Regions from separate parts of the Homo sapiens genome. Here region 2 is linked to region 1. Evidence: read pairs that join two places in POLR2A ChIA-PET (ENCODE). Cell type or tissue: MCF 10A. All regions are shown on one strand. Links, peaks and the distances in the headings refer to the core of each region. The heading gives the core; the rest is flanking DNA. Region 1 overlaps EFNA5 (ephrin A5). Region 2 overlaps EFNA5 (ephrin A5).

Evidence for each region. Peaks named below come from ENCODE experiments on the same cell type or tissue, not always from the same donor. Only the 100,000 strongest peaks of a DNase experiment are listed, where the experiment ranks them.
Region 2: POLR2A ChIA-PET joins it to region 1 with 16 read pairs; 2 of 35 experiments call an interaction of 5 or more read pairs at or near these places.

The regions. Positions count from the first base shown.
Region 1 is chr5:107,573,195-107,583,600 of GRCh38, forward strand. All of the region lies in intron 1 of EFNA5 (ephrin A5), which reads right to left. Among named protein-coding and RNA genes, the nearest start is that of EFNA5, 93 kb to the right of the region's middle. RefSeq lists an enhancer at 621-2,117. In MCF 10A, for the core only: no CTCF peak of the experiment used is centred there; a DNase peak (open chromatin) is centred at 3,997.
Region 2 is chr5:107,642,318-107,652,723 of GRCh38, forward strand. The region is part of intron 1 of EFNA5 (ephrin A5); the gene reads right to left. Among named protein-coding and RNA genes, the nearest start is that of EFNA5, 23 kb to the right of the region's middle. In MCF 10A, for the core only: no CTCF peak of the experiment used is centred there; no DNase peak of the experiment used is centred there.

The sequences.
Region 1 (10,406 bases), core at 2,593-5,092:
TCCCAGCTCTCAACTTCAAACACAGAGGACAGAGAAGGCAAGGCATCTAGGCGTGAGCAGAGAAATATAATGGGCAAAAGAAACATGCTTCATCTCCTTTGGGTCAGTGGGTCTGGTTTTCATTTTCTGGTTTACATATGAAACCAGGGGGTAAGAAGTGCCAGTGGAATATAGGCCCCAAGGACAAATGCTCTCATTTCAGAATTTAAAAGAATTTTCCAAAGCTAGATATCTCAGTGCTTCTTTACTTAATCCTGTTGGCCGTAATTTTTAGGTTTTGTTTCTTCATGCTCCTTATGCAAGCAGAAGACTGTCCAGGTAAAATGAGAGTTTGTAGTCATTCTTTTATTTATTTGTTCAAGAAATATTTATTCAGTGTTAGACCTGTTTTGCCAAAATATCCTATGTGGATAGTACAGAATACAACAGCGGCTTTTATTCACCACTTCTTTTAGCTTGCACTATGGATGTCTATCCCAGGGAATAACATGATTACGTGGGTTTCCATGCTATGGTTTAGAGAGTTCAACCCTTACCTATCAAAAGGTCTGGGAATGAGTGTGTGGGTCTATTTTTATTTATAAGAGGGGGAGAACGGAACAGTTTTAGAACGAACAAAATCAATCTGCACCAGTTTTGGGAATAAGCTTCTGCTGTGAATAGAGCTGTCAAGACATTTGCAATCTGTTTGGCCCTGTGTCCACAAGAGGCTAAAGGTTTCATAACCAAAAAGTAAGGATTTTTATTCTTTACCACTTGGCTAGCAGGAGCCTCATAAGACTTGGGGTGATTTTAGCTGTTCTATTACACCCTAAAGCACCAAAATGCACATCTATATTTATACTCACATGCACATATGTGCAAAATAATCTGTAAGAAAAACAGAATCTTAGGCTCACTACTATTTTATTTCAAGTATGGGGATAAGTATGATAACTATCAATTGGTTTTCTTATTGAATTTAAGACGTATTCATACTTTCTTCAATAAAGTCAGATGGAAAAGAGTTATTTGGAAGAACTCAGAGGATTTTTACTCATGGCTTCAAACATCACTAAATGGTGGAAAGTGGGAGTACAAGGAAGACTTTTATGAATCAAATGGTTGATTTTCGGGAGTACTCAGTGTCTTTCTCTCATATTGTAACAATACTAGGAGCCCTCCCTTGCAAAAAAAAAATCATTCAATAAGCTCTGACTGATACCAAACCCCCTCAGATTAAACTCAATATGCCATTAATATGAAAAGAATTTGACAGTTTACATAAGGGATGTGACCTGGTGCCAACAACCTCTGGCTTCTCCATTCTCCAGATGGTAGCAGATTAGTAGGCAGCCTTTATTCTCATAAGAAGATTTTTTTCCCCCCATGGAAAAACTATAAAGGCCAATTCTGTTCCAAACTTCAAGTTTCCTTCACAAATGTCTACACAATTCTGGGCCTTAACTAATGCTATTAAAAGAAGCCCCTGGGCTTGAAGCTATATGGAAGGGGGGAAAAAGACTAAGGCAAACTTAACTCTAATGCCTGTCTTTAAAAGATCTATTGACAGAAGCAGTGGGGAGAGTTTGAACTAATGTTAACTTAAAGAAAAAGGCTGGTGAGATTCAATTGTGGATGTGAATGCTTGCTTGAGTTTGATCTTGACGGGGCTTAAGATAAGGGAGATAAAAACCTAAGCCTACTTACATATTAAAAAATGCAGTTGCACTAAATTCACTACATACCACTGTTCTCAATTTGATTTATGCCCATCATCAGTGAAGATGCTGAAGGACACCCCTGTCTAATATGGGAAGAAGCCACAGCAGAGGGCACTTGCTCTGCTTTGCTGATGCTAACGTGAAAAACCATTTCCTGACAATGCACGATACTCGTTCTTTCACATTAACTCTTCAAACGTAACAAAGAATAAAAACGGAATTTTTCTTTGGTCCTGTTCTGAGGTATAAATATAACAAGCAGTTAATCAAAGAGATCCAAGAGGTGAAAAGCAGCCTTTAGTCTGTAAGAAATTATTCCACCAACAGATAAGAAGTGATCTTTAAGTAATCAGGAAAAATATCATATTTTGTAAACAGACTGACCTTAGTAACACTTTTAAGGATCTTCAGGTGCACTTTAAATCCAGAAAGCTAAGCAGACACTTTCCCAAAATGTTTGGGTTGTTTTGTGGTCATCAGGACACATACCATGTATCCCAAAGGAGAAAATTATGTCCTCTGAGGGGAAAAACCTTTTCTAGTAATCCTTTGAACCCACCAAGACTGCTTTTCATACCAATTAGTTCATAAAATGTGTTAGAGATACTTTTCATGCAGTTTTAAATGTTTTTATTAACATTTTCTCAAGTTGGTGAAAATGTGGTAGATGTAGCTTGGATTTTTTTTTCCAGGCAAGTTAGTCATGATGACTGAGATCCTGAAAACTATAAAATAATCTATTGTAGACCTACTGAGCTCAATGAAAACAAGTAGCACAGCACATAGTCCTTACCCTTGAGGAGTTTACATTCCACTATGAGAATTGGGCCACAGAATGAAAAGATTTGGTAAAAATTCAAGGTATCAGGGAGAAAGAGATTATAAAGAAAAAAGACAGCATCTAGGATTCCACCTATTTAACATGACCTATTTCTAGCAGTTTCCAAAATCATTTAGTTAAGAGAACATCAGCATTTGCCAATAGCAAATATACTTAGAGGTCCCAAGAAATAAAAGTTTTCATGGAAATCTCAAAGGCAATAAAAAGGAAAGGCAGGATTTATTTAATTTCTTTTCTGCAAACTGCCTCATTTCCTAAAGGAGGAAATGCCAGGCAAACAGTAACTTAAATGGTTGTATTAAACACTCACCCAAGGATGCCATTAATGATAACTGTCCAGAACTTGTTTAAGCTAAATGTCTAGTTCTCCAAATGCATCGGCAGGGTACAAAATGGGTTGTTGTAAATGGATGTTTTCTAGTTTTCTGCTTTTCCTACAGTGTTCTCACAGAAACAACCATTTCCATCATCATTATCATACTCTTTTTAAGTGAGAAAAGTTACATCCAGTAGAGGAACTATCCCCAATCCAGTAACTGGGACCATCACGGCAATCACATAACAAGTTTAGGAAACGGCTTAAGGAAATGAGCTAATAACATGACTGCACACAAGCAGATTATCTCTGATTGCTACAAAGAATGCTATTAGGGGGCACCATGTTTCCAAGTGATCATTTTTCCAGCCTGTTACAGAAAGGTTAATCTGCCGTCCTATTCATAAAATCAATTTAGAATCTTGCCAAATGCAAAAGAATTACATGAAAAAAATCCATCATCAGGAACTATGCCGACATTTCTTTCAATTGTCTTAGACAAGACTAATTCAGATATTTTCCTGACCATAAATTTACCCATGGAAATAAAGGCTGTATACATGACTTTATCAATTACCACTGCTTATCCAGCATGTTGGAGCAGACTCATGTGAGAGGAAAACACAATGGCTGTTTATAAAGGTTCTTATAAAGCTGCTAACACCCAAATTATTTACTACATGAGAATGAGGGAACACATCAGAGAAGCTTGCCATACTGTTATTTAACTGCAAAAATACTAAGCCTCCTCCCTTTAGAATCTCAGAACAACTGCTGAAGTTGTACAATACTAAGGTGTGATGAAATCCCTTCTCTAATCCACATTCTGACAGTCAAATTGTTGCACATATAAACCCCTCCACCCCATGAAGGTTAGCATTCCAGGGTTATTTCCAGTCCCAAAACATGGAAATCTGTTTCAACTTGCCCACCTATCTCAGCTTTAGTCAGAGAATTTTGCCTAAATCTTAAGTATCTATATTTCACTCTTAGTTTAGAAAGATCTAGTGGCCAACTACACCAGTTTTTCGCCCTTGCCTTGCAGCAGATCAGATTGTGAAATGTAAATCAGAATACCTTTCACCTGCAAAATGACTAACATAATTGCCAACACAAATTTCCTCAGGCCCTGAGGGGGTTTTCAGAGGCACTTTGGCCACCTGGTCACTCTGAAACAAGTCAATTGTGAACATAAAACTCAAATCTTGCTTGGGAACGTAGCCTGGGAAAAGGGGAAATTTGCCATTCCCAGATGAAGTCAGTTTCTCGGTTGGGCTGTTTTGTCTGTGAATAGCATTTCATAGTTTCTGTGAAATCTAAATTTCAGATATTACTGTAGGCTAAAACAAAAAGGAAGAGCTGTGTGCCCTTTCAGACACAGAAAACCCAGTGAAGGTTCAGCAATAAGGGTTAAGATGCAAAAGGCAGGCCGAAACGGGAAATTTAAGGATACCCCACTCCAGATGGATTACATCCAAGGCCCACTTATCTGAAATGGAATTAGACCAAATGTCAAGAGGAAAGAATGGCCAGGCTTACCCCTTCGTGTTTTGGGAAGAGCTAGTCTGAATGTTTTGCTGACATTTGAAGTATAAAAGGGTCTTATTGTAAACTCTGGACCCCCAGAAGGCCTGCTTCTAGAGAACTGTGAAAGGAGAGATTAGTTGGGGGAGCCTCACCATCGGATTCCACCCTTCAATCACGTTAGACACAGAGCTTTAGCCACTTCTTTGCTTAAAGTCATGCATGTGGTCAAAAGTTTAATTATATCACCGGCTGCATCAGCAAGCATATTGTCTGCCATCCACAGGAGGGATAAACCTTTTTTGGAGCGCGGGGGTTCAGACATTGCTGTGGAAGACTTCCTGAAATCTTAGGTTATGCCTGACAGTTGGCATTTTTTTCCTTAACTGATCAAAGAACATAGCCTGGGTCCTGATAAGATTATAAAAGATTTCTCTCGAATTCTCAACTTTTGGTGAGGCCTCTACTCTCTCGCCAAACAGCTGAGTTTTTAATGGATTGTGTCTCAAGACAATCAAATTGGCACCTTTGACATAACTGACTGGTTCTTTGCCAGCCAGTCATTCCTCCATTCAATCAACAAGAATTTATTAAATGCTTAGGTGCTGAGAAGATGCAAAAGTGTGCCTCTCCTAGAGAAGTCTGCAATCTAAGCAAAGCACCACGTAATTAAACTAGCTATGAGTCAATCCAACTGGTTATGCATGTATACCAGGCCAAAATCCATGAAGTCTGAGGTAACTACAAATTTCATTTTGGAAATTGAGAAATGTTGATGATAATCAGTTTTGGGTTGTGGATTTCAGGGGTGGTTTCGGGCAAGGAGTAACTGCCCTGGACACCAACCCAGAGAGTCCCAAGAGGGGGCCACACGAGGCCAAAACCAGTTCCCAGTTCTAATCAGTAGAGGAAAAAAAGTGAGAAATTTCTAGACCTTTTAAATACATAACTTTCAGTTTGAATCTGAGTGTTCTAAAAATTGTAATATATGTAAAAGAATACCAGAAAAAATAAATGATAAATGGCCTACCTCAGACTTATCAGGCAAGAGGCACCCTTATAAGCATCCACTGTTCAGAGCATCTGTCCAATTAATACTGATGGTGACAGACTTTTGTTCTCCCCAAACACACACACTCATACCCATGTACATTTGCCAAGCAGAATTCTTTTTGCAGTAAAAAGGACATGATGGCAACATGATTCGCAAAAGGAAATGACACTGCTGTCTGAAATTAAAAGGGAGCCTGCGATGATATGGGGCTGGCTTCTACGCTGGACATGGTAGGCCCAGTGCCTAAGACCCCAGCAGTGTTTTAATTTCTTTTAAAATAAATAAAATCCAGCCTTGATCACATTTGTATTTACACCAACACAGTCATAAGACAAAATTTTAATTTTTTTAATGGAGGAAAGGACCCATAAAGACAAAAGTGCATAAATGGTGTCCACATGAAGCACACTGTGGCCCTGATCAACTCTGCCACTTCCTGCTTGCCCACTGCATGCCTTGAACTCTACATACCCTCTCTACTCTTCCCAACAACCCTGGAAGTTAAGCATTAACACTGTCCTTATTTTATACAGAAGGACATTATAGTGCAAAAAGCTTTGGTAATCATGATGCAGAAGAAAGACCATAGATTTTGGACACAAACACAGCTGGATTAGAATTCCGGCTCATCCATTAACCAACTGTGTGACATGGAGCCAGGTTCAACTTTCCAGAGCTAAGAGAATGAAGTAAAATATATACAAAGAGCTAGTACAGAATAAGCAAAAAATAGTGGCCATTACTGTAATCATTACTACTGTTTGAACGGCTAGTGGCTGAACCAGCATTCTAACTCAGGTCTGCTGCTGAAGTCTTTTCTTTATCCACAGTGTTTCTCTTTAGAACTGCATGACAGACAAGAGGCTCCAAGAAACATATAGTTGTGTGACCCAGTCTTAAAAAGAAAAAAGAAAAAAAAAAGACCACCCTTGAATAAAATCATTCCATACCAGAATAATAATAATAATAAAAGCCACAGTTAATAGTATTATAGTCCTTTTCTCTCTCTCTGTCTGAATAATAGAAATGAGCAACATGACTTGATAATTTCAGTTCAAAAAAAGCACAGGGTGAATTCATCATTTAGTTGAAATGTTTTCATCCACCAAAGAGGCTGCACCCCAAATTCACTTCCAGCAGAACTTCAATATGCCCCACCTTGCTGCACGAGTGGCACTTCTGACCTTTGCATCCTTCAGAGATTTCACTTTTTAGCCAAAAGATCTCTTTCTAGTTCTTTGCAATATTTTAACTATATAACAAAGAGACAGATGTTTAATCAACTACAACTCAGAATATTTATAATAAAACTCTTTATCCATAAATCTCTTAACAGTTTACAGTCATCCATAGCATTTCCTGGACTTTCAAGGCTGATTTTATATGCTTTGGGTGAGAATTTCAACCATAATTCAGCCCCTCAGAAAGGTCTATTAGTGGACTATATAATCACACTTTTAAGGGTGCTTGACAAGTCTATATAGCTGCACACAAATTACATTTTAAAGAGTTCTTTTCAGTGACCAACTGCCAGTGCAATTGAAGATACTTAATATTAAAAGTTAAATATCTGACAAGACCTTATGAACACTGAAGAATGTTCCATTTAGAGAACATTTTTATAATATACAGAATTCTACACCTACATTTAAAAATTAGGAACATTTGCATGAGAACAGGGTCTATATTTTAATCAACTCATTTTCTCCAGCTATTTATTTCCTCTCACAAGGATCTTCTTCTCTTCATGATCATCTGAAATTATGATAAATTAGGGTGAGCAACTGCACAGCACAATACTTACACCCTTTCACAGGAAAAAAAAGAAAAACCTGTAATCCCAGCACTTTGGGAGGCCCAGGCAGGCAGATCATGAGGTCAGGAGATCGAGACCATCCTGGCTAACACGGTGAAACCCTGTCTCTACTAAAAATACAAAAATTAGCCGGGCATGGTGGCGGGAGCCTGTAGTCCCAGCTACTCAGGAGGCTAAGGCAGGAGAATGGCGTGAACTCGGGAGGCGGAGCTTGCAGTGAGCCGAGATGCGCCACTACACTCCAGCCTGGGCAAAAGAGCAAGACTCCATCTCAAAAAAAAAAAAAAAAAAAGAAAAGAAAAGAAAAGAAAAAAGAAAAACAACCACAAACACCACAGAAAAATAAGCATGCGCCCACATTGTGTTGTACCACTCCATTAGCTGTGTCCACACAAAAGTGTGGCTGTTTTGGTCAATTTGTTGTTCTCCAAATTGTAGAAATCATGGATTTTAAAATCAGCATGTTCCAAAAAAACGAGCTTAGAGAATTTCCTGATCTCAGCATTGAGCCAGTACGTTGAGAATATGTTTTTTTACCGTAAATTTGTGCTTTGGATGAAACTGGAAGAAGACTTTGAACAAGAAATTTTTAAGATGTGTGTGTACAAAATATATGGTTGTAGCAAGACCTCATTAAAGTTGAGCAATTCAGGCTGTGAACAACATTGCCAGCCAGGCTGTTTAATTCAGATCTAGTTCCCTCCTCCCCAGCATGCTCATCTGCCAAAACTGCATTAATAACTTCCAGAAACATCGCATTTTTCACCTTGGAACAAACTAATACAGGTTAAACTGTTTCATAAACACAGTACTGAAAGAGACCTCAGAAATAATTTAGTCTACCTCTTTCCCCACTTGCTAAACTTTCATTCCCTTTGTGATATGATCCTGAGAGATTATTCATTATCATGGTCCTTTACCCCGGAGACATGAAGGAATAACAAAGAGCAACAGAGACACGCTGTGCCTTTAGGGATGTTAACAGCCAAAAATAGTGAAAAATTCCACTAGTCTACAGCACATCGAATATCTGATTAAGCTGCAGGCCAGAATTATACTTCAGTTTCAATGAAAAGTGTTTAAAATCAGTTCCAAAGCCATCTACACTAGTGACCAAGTGCTGCTAGAGCCTTCACCGCCAGGCCCAAGGCTGGGATTGAATTTCCCCAGACAGTTCACTACTGCAGACAATAACAGTTGCCACATTCAAGTTTCATATGTTATAACACCCTGTGATTTAGACTCAAGTTCCACTTGTACAGCTGCCTGCTTAGTGTGTAAATGGGAACAGGGAGTAGAATCTAGGTCCCCAGCCCAAGGAAAACAGATCCTTTTATATCTTAAGAGACAAACTGGCTGTCCTGAAGCCTCATGAGAACCCAAAACTCCTATATCATTTTAGCAGCAAAAACATCTCTGCTCAATATTCAGAAGATTTTAGCTACACGTTGCAGGTTCTTCTTATATGACCAACATCAAATGCAAAGAAGTAAAAGAAAATCAGAGACAGAAAGCACCTCAAACTTCTATCTCTACAAAGAAAGGGAGAAAATGAACTGCTTTGCATAGGTACCCAGAAAAATCCTGGTGCCTAAAGTCTTATTCTAAGTACACAGGTATCAATCAGTCGTATATAAGTGAAAGATGAGTGTAACAAAAAAGAGACTGAAGACTTTTACAAAAATAAATTGTTAGTAACTCTAATAGAGAGATAAAATATTACTTATAAGTCCATTTTTACTTCAACTAGTATAGTGTCAAATGTTTTTGATATGCTAAAGCATCTACCAAGTACCAGACTGGAATATAACAGGTACTCAAAAAATATGGGTAGAATGAACAGATATTTTTAAACTACTTGTATTCATGAATTGTTCCACATATCTACATAGGAAATTAAGTTCATTTGGGGCTGAGATGATGCTTTGTTCACTTTAGCAAATGTAAGACAGGATACTACAAATAGTAAGTGATTCAATAAATGTTTAGAGAACACAATATGGACCTCCTGAAGATGCTAAAGACCTGTAAATTACCATCTTTAGTCAGTTTAGGAAGCTAAACAAGAAATGTGGTATTGCTCAATTTAGGCGATCAGAGACCACTTTCCACTGAATTCTGCTACAGGCCCCAGAATGGAATATTTTGGAACATAAAAGTGACTCCTCCATTACTGTCCAAATGATATTCCTTCAAGCTAATGTTTAAATGTTATTTTTATTTTCATCAAGCCCCAAAAGTAAATGATTTAAAGTAAAACTAAACATAATTTCTAAGGAATTTATGAAGATCTTGTACAAAAAAAAAAAAGTAAAAATAAATGACCTCACTCTCTTTTTTCCCTTTTTCTGTTCCTTTCCTCTTCTACTCTCACCAGATTAATGTCAATAATCCCACATTCCATTTCAAACAACAGATGAATAGATAGAAGATTAGCTTTTCACAGAAACAGCTGTAAATAACTATAATCTAGTTAGTAGGATTCCTTTATGGCTTGAAGGGTTATAACAACAGGAGTCCTAAATTTCCCTGATCAAAAACTTTAATTCCCTCCTATAGGGAAACAACAGGACATCTTCTAAAGTTCAACAACAAGGTCATGTATACAACATTTATATATATGAACTAATCATAAAGAACCAGGGTAAAGAATTTTAATCCTATAAAATTTAGGTATACAAAGATCCAAGGATCTCATAACTAAATATTTTCTAACAAAAAGTGAGAGGAAAGGTAGCTTAACATCAATCAGTTCTCAATGTCCTAAGAGTGACTTTCTCTCCCTAAAAAATAGAGCATCCTAAGAGAATGTCCAAATAAGTCTGGCTAAATTTAAAACAACTCAAAGTGAAGTAGGAATAATTTATTCAACAAAATATTCTGGTTCAGACTGAAGTACCTGGAAAAAGAAAATATGAAAATATCAGGTTTAATGGCATAGTAATAATTTGGATATAAAAATATTAATTGTGCACTACTATTTACTGAGCGTCGGCAAGGCAACAGAAATACAATGGGCACAATTTCCCTACTCTTTAATGTGAACTTGCTTTTCCAGACATCTTCCCAATGAATGAGTTTTTACAGAAATGCTTCTTGCTTGGTAAGAAGCAAGAGAGCAGTCTGAAGAACTGGGCCCATCCCTTTGGAGC
Region 2 (10,406 bases), core at 3,421-5,920, 70 kb after region 1:
GAGCAGATTTCAAGGGTTCTCACCACAAAAAATAAGTATGTGAAGTAATGCATGTTAAATAGCTTGATTTAGCCATTCCATGATGTATACACATATATCAAAATATCATTTTGTAGACCATAGATATATACAATTTTTGTCAACTAAAAAAAAAAAAAAAAAAGCCAAGGAATGTCAAGAGTGAATCGATCGATTCTCAACCCTCCAAAACAAGACTTCTTTCCCTGGAACGCAAGTGAGTTCTAAAATATTTCATAGACTGGAGAATATCACCACTTAATCACCACTTAATTGGGCAGTTATAGCATTCTCTAAAATATGTGTGTTTTTACTTTCCTGAAGGACATGAAACCAAGATGGTAGAAGATGGTATGAGGAGAGAAGAAAAAGTAAAATGTTCGCAAAATGGAGAGAAAGAAAGAATACGGGGAGTGGTCATGGTTTTTAAAGGAAGCTCCTTGGCACTAGGATTTTCTATTAAGTCTTTTAGGGATCACTTTAAACAGAGTTCCATGGTGGAGAGTAGGAAGAAGAAAAATCTTAGAAATTATAGATGAGAAGACAGATTTGTGTTTTGTGTGTCATCTAAAATGTCATTTTGTCCATTTCCTCACCTGAAAAAAAAAAAAAAAACTAATCTAGACGATCTTGAAGGCCCCATGTGGTACCATGTTTATATACTTTTCCTGATTGAGTCTCAGAACTAAATTTTAAAAGGCATATATTGAGACAAATCAGTAGGTAATATAAGAAAACTATTAGGAGGGCCTCAAAAAACAACAGGAGGCAACAGCACATTTCTCTTCTAACACGGATGCCCCTGCACCGGCTGACTTAGTCCTTTAAATAACTCCTAAGTAGATCTAACAAATGAAATCAGAATCTTGCCATGCTAGTGCCCCCATTGTGCAGGGGTGGGGGTCCCATCATAGGGGTTCTGATAAGCACTGGACTGTATGGACTTTAGTGGTAGCAATTCTGGCTGGTCATAGATTCAAATCCAACCATTTACAGGAGGATTTGTGGGTTGTGAGTCAAGTGGGTTGAGAAATCATAGGAAGCACCCTCTATTGACTGCACAGAAACCCATCCCTCTATTGATTGCTTCCTGATCATTCAGGCCCGTGGACACCCTGCTTCAGTGATCTGCCATCTGCAGCACATCCTGGGGTGCTCTCCAGACACAACCATCTGGGCCCCCAAAAGGGTCCCATGGTCCCAGCCTGAAAGGTGATTGTCTCCAGAAGCACCTTCACTGTGTTTCAAGCATCAGGGCTTATTAAAACCCCGAAGGGAAGTAATCCCTGAATGCCACTAAAAGATCTCCAGCTGGTACCATTTATGAAGTAAGCTTGACGAGAGGGGGAGTGAATGGGGGAGTGGGGACAGGAAGGACCAGAAGAGAGAAGAATTTAGACAAGGGCAAGTTATCCAAAGAGAGCCCCCATCAAAAAAGAGTCATGTTTTATCAGCTTAAGCTTTCCTGCCTTCTTTCCCAAAGGTATTTCCCCCCTCAACTCTCATTAATTCTTCTTTATAGCTGTCTATTTTCTTTAATAATAATAATAATAATAATAATAATAAAGGCAGCACATGGCTAGAGAAAGTCTGTGTGTGAAAATTAGAAAGACTTTTCGGATGAATTACCTGGAAACAACTGAACATGTCTTCCCTAGAAAATCAGGGAGGAAAATGTTTTTTTCATGGAAAAGAATTAGAGTAGCTCTCAGTATCTGTCTCTCCCTTCTCCATTCTTTGGGAAAAGTCTTTTCATCTCATTAAGTTAAGCTGATTAATAAAAATTCAGCAGTTTGCCCATGGATCCTTTAGAAGTGGCGATACAAGCTGAAAGATGCAGGCGGAAGGTTTTTGTGCTGGAGACAATACAGGGGATGACTTCTTAAATCCGTCGTCGTCATCCTCCATTAGTGATAAATAGTCACCTTGGCTCAGATTCGTCAGACAAATACTATATTGCTACTTGTTATCTTCTAGTAACCTTCAGAAAAACTTTAGTGTTTACTTAAAAAATGAGGAAAAAAAAGAATCATTATGTAGAAAAAAATGAGAACATTTTGCTTCGTTTCAAAAATTATTTATTCAAATTAGTGAACAAAACATGGTCTATCGGAATAGGCTCATTAAACAGAAAAAATACTTGCATCCAAAGAAATCTCATATGTAAATAGAAACTTGTATATTTTTTGCTGTAACAAGCAGACAAATCCAGTTATTTTTTCATGAATAACTGTTTATTTTGTCATCAAAAAATCTTTGTTAATTACCTAGTTGGTAACTGACACATAATAGATGCTCAATCAAGAGTTTAAGAAGTGAATTTCCTCAACAAATTTTAAGTGACTACTGTCTACTTTTTTCTGTTTTGTTTTTTGTTTGTTTTTTTGAGACAGTCTTGCCCTGCCACCCAGTTTGGAGTGCAATGGTGCAATCTCGGCTCACTGCAACCTCCGTCTCCTGGGTTCAAGCAATTCTGCTGCCTCAGCCTCCTGAGTAGCTGGGATTACAGGCATGTGCCACAATACCTGGCTAATTTTGTATTTTTAGTAGAGATGGGGTTTCTCCAGGTTGGTCAGGCCGGTCTCGAACTCCCAACCTCAAGTGATCTGCCCACCTCAGCCTCTCAAAGTGCTGGGATTACAGGCGTGAGCCACCACGCCTGGCCTGTTCTGTTTTTCAAATTTTAAGTTCTGGGATACATGTGTAGGATGTGCAGGGTTTTTAGGTAAACATGTGCCATGGTGGTTTGCTGCACCTATCAATCCATCACCTAGGTATTAAGCCCCACATGCATTAGTTATTTAGAGTCAATTATATAATGCCATGACTTACAAATGTCTTCAGCTATCCAGACATGGGTTAAATACATCCAGAAAATATATATCTATTATGTGAAAAGCTTCAAACAAGGGGACATAAAGATCAGTAAATCTGCCTTGTAGAAGTTGAAGTAATTTCCGGGCTACCTTTAAACTTGTGTAGCACTAAACTGTTCACCTGTATTTTATCCAAAGTATTTTTCCCAACTGACCGAATTAAATTTGTACTACCCTTCATAATTTGTTTAAAAGTCCTTGTAAGTGGCATTCACTATTCACATGTTAATAACTCTGCCAAATTTATATCTAGCAAATCTTGGTATGTATAAGAGTGTTTTTAGTGCCATTTAAACCAATTTATTCACACTATACTGAATCAAGTTTTATAGTCAATCTAGTCATTAAATTTACCCTAAAACACCAGAACAAATAAATATTTTTGTCTGATTCTCACTTCAGAAAGATTGGGCAGGGGTAGTTCTTTTCATTCACATCTTATGGATATTACATATACTTAAAGTCATGAATTCTTTACAGAACAGCCCCCAAATGTTTAAAAGTGTTAGGCATGTTTAAAGATGCAACTCTTGATTTGGAGATTGCTAAAACAACAATAAAAGACTTATTCTAAACCTTGATCAAATTAGCTACTTAGCTATTATTGTTTTCTCCAGATAAATATGGATTCAGTACCAGTAATAGAGCCAAACTCATTTGACCACATATTCCCTGTGGCCTGAAGCCGTCACCTGTTTTGCCATCGTCAATCTATCTTTTCAAATACCTAAGAGGCTGAGACCAATGCAGCTGAGAGAAACAATGGATAAGGATCTATTTACACTTCTGCTGTGAAGAATAATCATAGGTTAGCTCTGGCTTCCAATTAACAAATAAAAAATTGGTTAACTAAAGCACAGCTCTTTTTCTGTGAAATGATAGGTGAGCAGAATCTAACAGACACTATATGCTTAGTAATTAGTATCTAAGGTATAGGAAAAGAGTACGCAGTTGCAGTCTAGAGATGGAATGTACAGCATGATGACTATAGTTAGTAATATTGTGTTGTATACTGAAAGTATGCTAAAAGGGATAGATTGGATAAACTGACTTCCTTGACTATGGTAATTATTTCACTCTGTATATCAAAACATGATATACATATATCATGGTGTACATGTCGTACATCTTATATACAAAATATTTTTGAAAAATTTAAAGATACTATATGCTTAAAGGCATTATCATTCTCATATTTTAAAAATTCTACAACATGCCTACTGTGTGCCAAGCACTATGTTGACTACTGTAAACAAAAAGAAACCAAGTAGATTATAAGTATCTGGTATTAATGTCCAGTGAGGTGAGATAAATATTACTGAGGGATAGTAAAGGGTAATACTGATTAAACATGTTGGTACTAGTTCTTCCTTTTACAAATCTACTTGAGTTCCTGGATCTCCCTGTAAACACTGAGACAGAAAGGGTCACACATATTGACTCATTTTGTGCATATCTTATTGAAATGGGAAGCTGTTGAGAAAACATTCAACTGCTTCTGAAAAAAATATTTACATGGTGAGGGGGATACTTCTACTTACTATCAGTGGGTACTATCACTGAAAGTGGTTCTTAATATAGAATGTCCTTGACCACAAATAAATTTTTTTAAAGCTTATTTAAAAAGCTTCATTGTATGGGATTTTCCTGTATGAGAAAAGTACAGACATTTGGGTCAGTTCTCTAAGTTTCTCCAGAAATAGTATTTTATTATATATATTCCACTGAAATTGAGACTTTTGAATATGACTGTCAGTACATTGTAGGCAACTATTAAGCATATTTTAAATAACATATCAAAGACAATTATGAAATGCATAAAGCCCCTATAATGCAAAATTTTTTCAAAAATAGCATCTCTGTGATGTTATCACCCTGACAATATAAAACACAAGAAAATGAAATATAGTTGATAAGATTATGTAAAATGCAGTATATGTATGTATTTAAGTAAAATGATTTATTTTGCATCTTAACAAAATATCAACCTATTTCTATCATATTCAATTCTGGAAATTTAAGAGCCAGACAAGCAAACTTCTTGGTGTAAATATGTAGCTACTATATACACTTTCTTCAGCATCTCACAATGCATCGTGGGTATAACTGTCTACAATAAATTAACAGTAACTCAATATTTATAAAAGAGAAACATAGTTCAAAATCATAGCCCCATAACTGGCATTGCAATTATAATGAGCTCTTATTTTATGAATATCTTTCAATGAAAATAGCTATATTGGTAACTGGAAATAATTATTAGTAAAACAGACCTACTTTAATGCTCATTCTGATAATCAAAAAATTTAAGATTACAGAATTATAAAATAATGGAGAGGAATAAAATAGATTCCACAAAAGTTCAACTTGGATTAAGTTAAGTTGAACAGCTTTTATTAGATAACAAGGAAATGAAAAACATTCAGTTCATGTCCAACAAATTACTAAATGCAGAAACACCAGCAAACACACATTTTACTGTCGGTAATGGCTGCTGCTCACAAATCAATCTACTTGGATGAGAACAAGCCTAACCTCTAAGAGGACACATCACTGTGCTCTGTGACTGTGATTAGTCCACCGAAAACTCACACTGTCACAGGAAATGGGGTGAATCCAGTCCAATTTACCCATGAAACTGATTAGGAATAATTTGACTAGAAACTGCAGAGAAAACAGACCCTGAGTGGGCCAGGCAACTCCAATAAATGAGGTCTATAAGCAAAGCTGTCCAAAGCAAGAAGGGCATTAAACAGGTGGATTAGATAATATTTAGGCATTTCTGTTTATATATCTATTTCTATACTTACCATCATCTTGATGCAAACGCATTTAGTAACTTACTTAAAGTTTCACTGAAAAAAAGTTTAACTGATTTTTTGCCTAAATCATTCTTGCAAAGAGAACTGGCATCTTGGAACTTACTTTAAAGAACCAACATGTCTTATTCACTTAGGTTCTCACTGATTATTAAAGCAAGTTTTGAAAAGTTCATTTCATATTATAAAGTTTACTATGACATTATTTATATATTTTTAATAATCACATGAAAGATATGTATAAAATTAGTTGAGCTTTGTCAAAACATGCAATAAAAGGGTGTGACAATGGAGTCATATTTATGTAACTAAAATACTTATATTGCATAATTGTTTGCTGAATTAAAATACTATATACAAGTACCCAATGTTTAAAAATTCTTATTCTACTTCTTACTTCCTTCCAAATGCAAAGGGAAAACAAATGAAAACCAAATAGTTTCAACTTGTGGTACATTTTATAGCTGTGAATTGAAAACATTTTATTCTAGGCTCTTCTTTTTCTTCTTTTGAAGCACTTAGATTTTTTAAAACCATTTTTAATTCTTAGAATTAGTCTAAATTAAGAGTTTACTCAGATACAGCACAGTTGCGATCTCCCTGCGTCAAACTTCAGGATTCAACTCATCAACTCTGATAAGGGATGTTGGATGGTTTGGGTAGTTGAATATATGTCACACATTATTTTTATTACTGACTAATTGTAACTTCAGTGTGGTTTTCCAGATATAAATATTTAAAGCCATGTCTGAAAACAAAACAGAAAAAAAAATCCTTTTAATAAAATCTTTAGAGTCATGTTTGAAAGTAAAAAAGAAAACTTCTGTGTCCTCTTCAAAAGTTTACACAATGTAAATATGTATGTATTAGTTCCTCTTAACTGAAAAAACAAAGTTGGAGGGTTGGGGAGAAGTAAATCATAAGTTTTTAAAAAAGAAGTTTTAAAGGCTGATAGATTAATGAAGTTGAAAATGACCTCCCAGAAGACAACAATCCCCTCATTTCACAGATGAGGAAACACGACTTGACCAAGGTTAAGTGACTTGCCCAAGGTCAAACAGTTAAATAGTGTCAAGGCCTTACCACATCTCGGATCTTCTAAGTGAGATGCTCTCGCCTAAGAGATCGACTAATTCAATCACCTTGTAAAGATGAAAAACAGAGTCCCAGAGCAATCGATGACTTGATTAAGGTAAACATCTAGTTGGTAGAAAATAAAAAACCTGACTCCAGGCCTTGGTATTTTTTTAAAAGATATTTTTTCATCTTCCAAACTGATAAAATCAAAAAGAATAATTTTCTCACAAATCAATACATGAATTTAGTTAGGCTGGCAAAACATCTGGCAACAGGTAGCCAATAAATTGAAATGAAGAGAGGCACACTATGGGCAGACAACTCATAGGCTAATCGTCAAATGACTAATTCTCCATGTTAATGAATCAGAATAATAAAAATGAATAATATGTAGATTTCATGGATCCAAAATTATGCACCATGCATTTTACATGCGTTTACTTTCTCACTGAATCAACACAATTTTGCAAATTATACATCCTATTTTACATAAGTGAAAATTGAGGGTTGGAGAAAAGAGGCAGCATTTGATCCCAGGTCACCTCAACTCTAAAGTTAGACTATGCTCTCTCTTTGACATATCTCTGTATAATTATATGGTATTTTTATATAATAATACAGAAATACATTTGAAAGTATTAATAGCTAAAATTTATTGACCACATACTATGCGCCAGGCATTTTTCTATGCTTTATGTTTAATAATACATCATTTAATCATCACAGTAACTCTATCAGACAAATAGATTAGTATTTCCATATATAAATGAGAAAGATGAAACAGGGAATGATTAAGTAACTTGTCTAGGACCACAGCAAGTAGTCAGTGGAGGAGCAGAGAAGTGTACCCAGAACCAACCCACCTCAAGTTCTTAAGCATCATGGGCCAGCCCTTGAGTATGGTGTTTTTGCCATGACTCAATCTCTGACCTCAAGAATCTTAGAATCTAGTAATGGGAACACATGCAAAAATGCAGATAACATATATAAACTATAGTATAACTCATATACTAATATTACCCATATAAACAACTAAATTAGAAGATGGGGTAACAACTTCCACTGCAGAGGTACAAACAGCTATGCTAAGGAATGAATTGCCTAATGTTTGCAGACACGCAATTCAACGAAAAGACTTGGGTTAGTCTGGCAAAGCAGAGAGGTACATAATGGATAAAGTGTCAAACCCTTTCTTCCCCTTACTTGTTGTCTCTCTGGAGATTAGGTGAGAACCTGATCCACTCACTGCCTATCAGGAGACTTCTGTCTTTGAAACTAATCAGGAAGAATTTACTGGCTGTTAAACTCTATGGCAAGAACTCTTGTGAAGGAATGAAACAAAAGGAAGGGAAACTAAGATGAAAGTGAGGGATTTGGGACACAAAATAACGCAGAGTCACTTCAAGCATCTATGTATTGTTCCCTATAGCTTAAAAATGATTATTTCTTGCTCAAAATGTGCTTATAATACAGAAAGCAAAATCTGCATTTAAAATTCTTAAGTAAAGGTATATTGTTATTATGTAAACCAAAACTGACTTTAAGTGAAATAATTTAGGTTGACTATAGAGGAAAATTTCCTGACTGTATGATTGCTAAATTCTAAAACTTTTATTCAGGGAATATCCAGAATTTCTTCTGAACGTCTTCAAAAATAGCTCTATACCTTTGCCAGCCTTCAGGAACCAAGCTTACCTGCATGCAGGCAAGAAGGGCCAGTGGTATGTGAATCCCTAGCAATTTGGTTGTATATACAGATTGTACATACACATGGCCTCACAATTAGCTCCAAAGAACCAGTCCACGAAACATTTAACCTCCGGTTATACTAGTTATTTGTAGTGGATGCCAAATTATGGCTTGCTACCTCAGTCCATTAAATGCTCAACAAAGAGGAATAAAAATGTGCATTTTTAATGCTCTTTTCATATTAGCATATAGTCCCTACCATTCTCCTCCACTACACCTCCTCGGAAATTCTGCCCCAAGGTCACCCTTCAACATTTCATCAAGTTCTGTTAGACAAACTGTATCACTCCACATAGCCCAGCTGAGTGGTAAGGGCCATTTACTGGCCAAGGGACCTTTGGCTAGTATAAAGTATGTAAAAATCAGTTTTCTCAGCAGCAAAACAAGAATTATAATACTTCCCTCACAAGAGCTTTTGTCAGGATTTTTAAAAATGATGATTTAGTCTATAAAGGACTGTGCTCAGACACAGTAAGTGCTCAATAAATGGGAGCTATTCAAGTCAATTCCTAGAGGGGCACATAAGTACTTCTGTGGCCTATAAAGCAAAAATGAATCTCTTCCACAGCATTGTTTCTATTCGCCCCTAAGTAAATGCCAAAGCCTGTACTCTAACTAGGAAGGTTTTGAAAACATGATTCAAAGAGCCATAGGGGGTCCTCGCAGGCCTCTCAAGAAGCCTGGGAACAGAGCACAGCCGACCGCCCAATCTCTCCAACTACAACTTGATGTTTGCTTGGTGGTTTGGCATTTGTTTTTCCGTTTTACACATTAGACTTTCGCTAATGATTTTTGTGAACAATGGTTTTTTGGCAAAAAAAAAAAAAAGCTTTGAAAACAATTGCTTAATCCACATGTCAGGGAAACAATTCAGATATAATAGAGCACCCTAAGTTTCATCTGGAAATATTAAAATTACTCTGATTTTTATCATCTCACCACTTAACCACTTACAAATGAAGCCTAATTTGAAGATCTTCAACATTTACCAGTATTCTGTTATATTTACAAAGCAATTAAACAGTGGCTAAGATATACAACAGTGCAGAACAATTCTAATACATATTAAGACCCTGTTAATCCATCTGTTACAAAGAACAATGCAATATAATGGTCCTCCTTCCCCTACTAAAAATGCAGCCTCGTGTATGTGTGGGAGTAGGAAGTATATGAGATATCTCTGTACCATCCTCTCAATATTGCTGTGAACCTAAAGCTGCTCTAAATAAATAAAGTCTTTAAAAAGTCAAAAACAAAAATCACAACCTTAAATTCACACTCCACAACTTGACCAACCTACCTCTTCAGCCCATGCTGCAGGTACTTTCACTAGATCCCCTCCACCCTGAATAAACTACTTTCTGTTTATTCCCCAAATCCATATACAAGGTTACAGCCAGTAGGCCTTTGCTCCTGTTCCTAAGGATCCCTGGAATATTCTTCAGCTACTTGCCCCATCTCTTTTAAAATCATATCCATTGTTCAAGGTCTAGACTAAATTATTCCTCTCCAGAAAGTAGTTTCTGATACCCCTGAACAGATGTGCTTTCTCTCTCTCTGTCCATAGCATTTCATGCTTTATTGTGACACTATTGTTCTAATATATTAGTGGCCTGAATGAAGCAGAACAGTTTGATGATTGCCTTGGCAGTCAAAGAATTTTCTAATTGTCCTGGTATTTGCCTGCATGTGGTCTTTAGCACTGATATGTTCACATCAAATATCACAGAAGACTACAAATTTAAAAGCATGCTTACAATATCAGTGGAAATGAATTAACAATCCAAATATGCTATTGGTTTTACTGTGTATTTATTAACAATTACTTTGTAGTCAAGACACAATAATTTCTTTTTAAGGATGTTTA